Regions from separate parts of the Homo sapiens genome. Here region 2 is linked to region 1. Evidence: chromatin loops called from intact Hi-C (ENCODE). Cell type or tissue: GM12878. All regions are shown on one strand. Links, peaks and the distances in the headings refer to the core of each region. The heading gives the core; the rest is flanking DNA. Region 1 overlaps LOC124900868. Region 2 holds the start of CXXC4-AS1 (CXXC4 antisense RNA 1).

Region 1 (2,916 bases), core at 303-2,802:
TGCCTATTGACATTGTGTTACTAAAGGGGTTTCAGAAAATTTTCTTCATTAAAATTTATCATCATCACCCTAGGATCAGCATGCACCTGACCACTAATCCATGCTAAAGAAACCCTTCTTCAATAGTTCTCACTGTCTTGCATCTTCCTATCCAGTCAAACTAGGGCCAGTGTTCATAAGATTTCAGAGAACCTCAATGAAATGCTCCTTTGGGATTTGTTTTTGCTATTCTGATGTGTGTGTGTGTGTGTCTGTGTGTGTGTGTTTTCACCTTCTACCCTAGCCTGTCAGAAACCCCTGTTTTGTGGTCCCTGCTTGGATATAATTTATTCTCTTGAGTATACAAGTCATTGTGAAATGCAGAACAATTGCCTGGCAACCAACCCATGTTCACTTTAGTGGTATGCCTAATTACTAACAGATCAAGGTTTTCTGCCAAATCATAATAATATTGTACTCTGAGATATAACATAAGAAAACAAATTAAACAGAGGTTGGTAGTGCAGAGCTTCGCAGGAAACTACTTAGCCTCTCATGCTTGCACAGGCTTTGAGTTGGATCTGAGTCAGAGCTCAATTTTCCCACACATCTCCAGAAAATATGAAAACACACTTTAGAAGATTTGAAGAAAATTGGATATCAACTAATAGCTACCTTACTTCCTTTTTAATTTGCCTTCTCCATATAGGGTGTCTGTCGGAAAGGGAATAATTTAACTTACTGGGGCCTAAACATTGTTTAATCTCTATAGGTCTTCCTTCCAGGAAGAATTGCACTAACTGTTAGCATGATGCCAGATAATAACACTCATAAACTATTGCATGACTATTATTTTGGAAAAAGAAAAAAAATCATATTCAACTGGTCTAATTGCCAAGATTATAGGAATGGCTTAAAAACTTTAAAATTTTTGACACAACTCTATCAGTAGAATTTTCCCATGAGAATAACAACAACAACAAAACAGAATATTCTTCACACATGGAACTCAGGCAATGTTCAGTACTTCTTTCTCCCCACTGCTTCAGGGCATTGTTCCTGTCACTTACATTTCCCCCTAATCATTCTTATTCACTACTGATGATCTGAGTCATTCTTCAGCTGCTAATTATGTCTTCCTCAATTTTTTGACCTATCACAAGAGAATTCAGAAATATTTAATCAATATGAAATATCAAAAGAGTTAAAGGCAGCTTTGCAGGATCTTTGCAAAGGAAAGAGTTCCACTATACTATAGAGAGATATATAAAGTCTGTTCTTTGTCATAGGATGTTCTATGAATGATAATATTGTGTGCCTGTTAACTATTCATAATAGGTGTAAACACTAAATGTTTTTATTGCGTTCTCACACATTAAGCCATCCCAGTGATTTTCAAGCACAGTTTGTACATCTCATTGTGAATCATTCAAAAAGTATTGTTACTCCTGCCCCATCCCAGACCTCCTTAATCAGAATCTCCAAAAGGCCTGCGGGGGTAGAGGAGGGTAACCTAGTCATGCATATTTTTCAAAAGCTCCCTAAATTAGATTTTGTTTTCCCAATTGAAAGGTTTGGTGCTATCCCATTCTGAGCATTTTATTAATATCACCAAAGACCCATGTCCGATTAATGATTTCAGTAGATGGCGCTCTTTCCACCTGCCAGCTTCCTTGCTTGGCGGAATGAACCCTAAGCCATTCATAAAAGTCAAGGGCAGGTCAAAGGTGCAATTCCCACCAATATTGAAAACATACACTAGAACTTACCTTTGCAAACCAATTGTTAGTCGGTTAAGACACACGTTAAAGTGGTGGTGGGGAAGGGGTACAGTATCACATTTGCTTATTACATGAATGTAATTATTCTTCTGAAGAGTTCAAGAATGTCAACTCCCTGGCACAAAATTGGAAACTAAAGAAACAGAGTAGAAAGCAGTGATTTTTTTTATAAAGTAGAGATTTGGACAAAAGAGGTTTTTTTAAAAATATGAGAAAGATATAGGAAATACTGATGTTACTGCTATACAACATACTGTGTGAAAAACTTATGATGGGGCAAACATAGATGTCTGTATCTGCTAAATTGGGAGACAGCACCAGGTAGCCTGCAAGATCATCAGCTTTAGAGTCAGCTAACCCTGATTGAGACAATTCTTCCCGCTATTTTATAGCAACCAAGTTACTTAGCCCTTAATTCTCAACAAGATATTACCTACTTTACTTGGTTATAATAAGCATTAAATTAAAAGAGATAATGAATGTAAAACAATTATTTCAATGCTTGGTGCACAGCCAGTATTTAACCAATAAACTTACTTTTGGAGTGCTAAGTAAATGTAGGTGCTGAGTTTTTAATTTTTTAAGTAGCAAAGGATAATAGAAAATTAACATGAGGTTTTGAAGGGAAGATTCCTTTACCAGTCAGTACTAATAATGGTGAGAAAAAAATTAGAGGAGGATAAGCAGGAAAAAAACAGAAGGTTAGCTTTGGTATAATAAAAAAGGCCTAAACCTTAATTCACAAAATTTAGATTTGTAAGGTGCTCTCTATTTACAGGATGTCTGACCCTAAGTAAATCAATTAATCTCATCTTTAATATTTATATGATGGAAATTACATTAAATAAATCACTTAACCTCACCTTTAATATTTATATGATGGAAATTACATTAAATGCCATTTTTAATATGACATCATTTTGCATATTAAGTCATAATACACATAAAATGCCAAAAAACTATAGAGTCCTATAAAATGGTGCTGAGGTAATTATTAATAGTTAAATTTTATTGATTACTGAAATTCATCAATAAAGTTAAAAATTATTCTTTCAAAATAAAATGAGATACTAAGTGAGTTAGTAAATTTGGATGAGGACAAAAAGAGTAGTTACTGGATTGTGAAGTCAGAATTTATGAAAAGAAAAAGTATTCC
Region 2 (2,916 bases), core at 104-2,603, 650 kb before region 1:
AAAATAGAAAACATTCTGCCTTGATGAGTAGAAAAATGATTCTAGAAAAGGGTAGGAAATCCCCTTCTGAATCCAGGTGTTTCAACTTCATTGAATACTGCTGTGTGGTTTGTTACCGGTTTTTTAATGAGAACAGGCTTGTGTACCACAAACTGTGTCCTCACTGTTATAAATGGGCCACTAACTTAGCCAGTAAACTTGTATAGGATGTGATGTGTCCAGTCCTTTGGGCAAGATGCCCCACCCTTTTTAATGAGGAGGAGGGGGCATTTTAAACCACCAAGGGAAAATATTGAGCATATTGAATGTGAAACTTCTGATTCTTCAATTACATTATTTTTCCCCCAGGGATAAAAAGGAGGGCACTCTCTCTATCAGAAGGGCGGTGTCACGTGAAGTGCAGCTGGTGCGGGTGGTGGAGAGGCCAAGCCTTTCGCAAACCACCTACAACTCTTACCACCTGAATGAAGCTTCTGAGAAGGGGTACTGCATCTTGAAGCCAGACAAGAATCCCTGAAGGGGAGAGGGAGTGAGGAGGGAAGGGGGGAGACTGGGAAACAAGAAATCATCTCCTCTGACCTCTAGTGAAGTGCCAGGTTTTTTCTTTAGCTCTTCACATTTTCTAAATTTGCAGATCTGGTGTCCCGTTTTGCGGTTCCTGCAACTGCTGCAGACGCCACAGTTGATGAGCCTCTTGCAGGGCACGCAGACCCCACACCTTTTCCTCTTCTTCTTGGCTGGGTTGGCTCCGCCAGCTCCCCCTGAGGAGGACGAGGAGGAGGAGGAATGATTCTGCGGGCAGTCTGCCAGATTGGCAATTTGAAACGCACTGTCTGTGACGGCTGCTGAGGCTGCTGCGGGGGAGTGAAGGGCTGTCATGACGATGACCCCTGGAGGTAATGAGATGCCCCCTAAAGCCGGGATAGCGGAAAAAGTCCCCACGCGCTCGGGGAGATTCATTATCTCTGCTTCAGCAGCGCCGCATTTGAGCTTGTTCATGCATTCCCCCGCCAAAGGTCTGCAGTGTTCAGGGGATAAGGTGGAGAGGAAATTAGTATTTGCCATTTGCAACGACGGCTCTGGCGGGCAGCCAGCTTTCCCCAGCCTCTGGGAGTCGTTTCGGTGGTGCATGCTGGTCCTGCTGCCGCCGCCGCCGCCGCCGCCGCCACCGCCGGCGGGGAGGATCGCCGAGGAGGAGGAGGCGGAGGAGGAGGCGGCGGCGGAGGAGGATTTCCTGCCGCCCCCACCACCCCCGCCCCCGCCTCCGCCGCCGCCGCCGCCGCCGCCACCCCCCCCGCCGCCGCCCCCGCCCCCGCCGCTGCCCCAGAGCATGGCGGTGGCGGCGGCGGCGGTGGCCGCGTTGTCGCAGTTCCAGGGGGACATGCCGATGCGCGCGGCGGCCGCGGCGGCGGCGGCGCTGCTGGGGAAGATGGGGGTGGTGATGCGCGCGATCTTGGCCGCCTGTGGGAAGGCGCCCCCGTTGGTCTTGTAGAAGGAGGTGGCAAAGGAGCGGTAGCGCTCCATTTCCGAGTTGTAATCCACAAGGCTGTTCAGAGCCCCCTCGGGCAAGTGGCTTTCCTTGGGCAAGCCCGGGGCCTCCGGGCTCGGCCCGGGCTCCACGCAGACATTGGTGTTCATGGTGCAGGGGGGGAAGAAGGGGTGCAGGGTGGAAGTGGGGACCGCCTGGTCCGACACCTGGGTGGAAAAGGGGGAAAGGTGGGGGGGAGGGAAGGGAGTGATGGTGGTGTTGGGGTGGGGGCCGAGGCGGGTGGGGAAAGTGGGTTCGGGTGGGGAGAGCAAGGTGAGGGCTGCTTTATTCCTCTCTGGGGCTCATTTCCACAGACGGTGAATTCCCAGGCAGCGTCTTCCTTTGCATTATCCTCCAACTGTTACAACTAAAATAAAGAAAGTCATTCCAACGAGCTGCACGAGGAAAAAGATTAAAAATAAACAACCTCCCTCACTAACCCACCGCAGACACCGAAAGCTCCCACATTCTTCCATCAGGTCGTTTGCATAAGAATCATCAAGACGTGACCCCCCCCAGCCCATCCCCCCCAACTCTCCCAACCCCCGCTCCCTCCCTCCCCACAGCAAACCACAGCTCCTCCCCCCTATTCTTATAACCCTCCTGAGAAAATGTATTAATAGCCAGGATACCCAGGGAAAGAAGGAAGACGGGGGTGACAAACGCCTAAGGAAAAGGGCAATTGGAGTGCTAAAGACATGCAAATCATGGGTGGGAGGGCGATACTACCTATAAGCAGAGGGCATTTAAACATTATGAAATGTGTGAACAAGTGCTGCCTGGGCATGCAAATGCTGTAAAGTAGAAAACAGCAATGGCCCTATGAGGAAAATGAACAGGAAATTAGCAAATGAAGTACTGAAAAAGTCTACAATACATCCGAGTATAAACTGTAAGCAAACACAATACAACTGAGAGCTAAGAGACTGCCCACATACAATCTGAACTAAAGAGGCAGGGAAAAAAGAACTACCAGCTGCCACAGTATCCTTCTGTGTCTGCGGTCATTAGTTTGAATCCCAGCACAGCTGGCTCTGTTAGGGTCTTAATTCAATGGACCAAGGACAGGTCTCAATTGTACAAGCCATTTGGTGGTGGGTCTTGGTGGGGGTAAGAGGGTGGTGTTCTACTTGATTTTTTTTAAGGTAGAAAATAAAGATAAGCCAGATAATTACATATATACATATTTATTTATATCAGCAATGTCTCAGGTTTTAAACCAAGTGCCTGCAGCCTCTATAAGAATATTCCTAATCATTCCTAATGGAGATTGCTGTCTCTTCCGAAGACAAGAGGAAAGCATGGGACTTTTTGAAAAGGATATCTCACAATCACTGATTTTTACATTGAGTAAAAGGGGGGGGGGCTTTAACGTGTTCTTTGCCAGA

The links. Hi-C counts contacts between places; a loop is a spot of excess contacts. Peaks named below come from ENCODE experiments on the same cell type or tissue, not always from the same donor. Only the 100,000 strongest peaks of a DNase experiment are listed, where the experiment ranks them.
Region 2: it touches region 1 in a loop (2.4-fold over the local background); 2 of 110 quality-filtered maps call a loop at or near these places.

The regions. Positions count from the first base shown.
Region 1 is chr4:105,139,461-105,142,376 of GRCh38, forward strand. All of the region lies in intron 2 of LOC124900868, which reads right to left. Among named protein-coding and RNA genes, the nearest start is that of TET2, 6.0 kb to the right of the region's middle. RefSeq lists an enhancer at 1,540-1,589. In GM12878, for the core only: a CTCF peak has its summit at 1,627 (motif pointing right); a DNase peak (open chromatin) is centred at 1,692.
Region 2 is chr4:104,490,165-104,493,080 of GRCh38, forward strand. CXXC4 (CXXC finger protein 4) reads right to left here. Exons shown (of 3, transcript NM_025212.4): 2 at 580-1,895. The coding sequence starts at 1,638. CXXC4-AS1 (CXXC4 antisense RNA 1) reads left to right here and starts at 801. Exons shown (of 10, transcript NR_125926.1): 1 at 801-896. RefSeq lists an enhancer at 2,168-2,217. In GM12878, for the core only: a CTCF peak has its summit at 1,465; DNase peaks (open chromatin) are centred at 207 and 2,307; H3K4me3 peaks cover 2,345 bases; H3K27ac peaks cover 2,406 bases.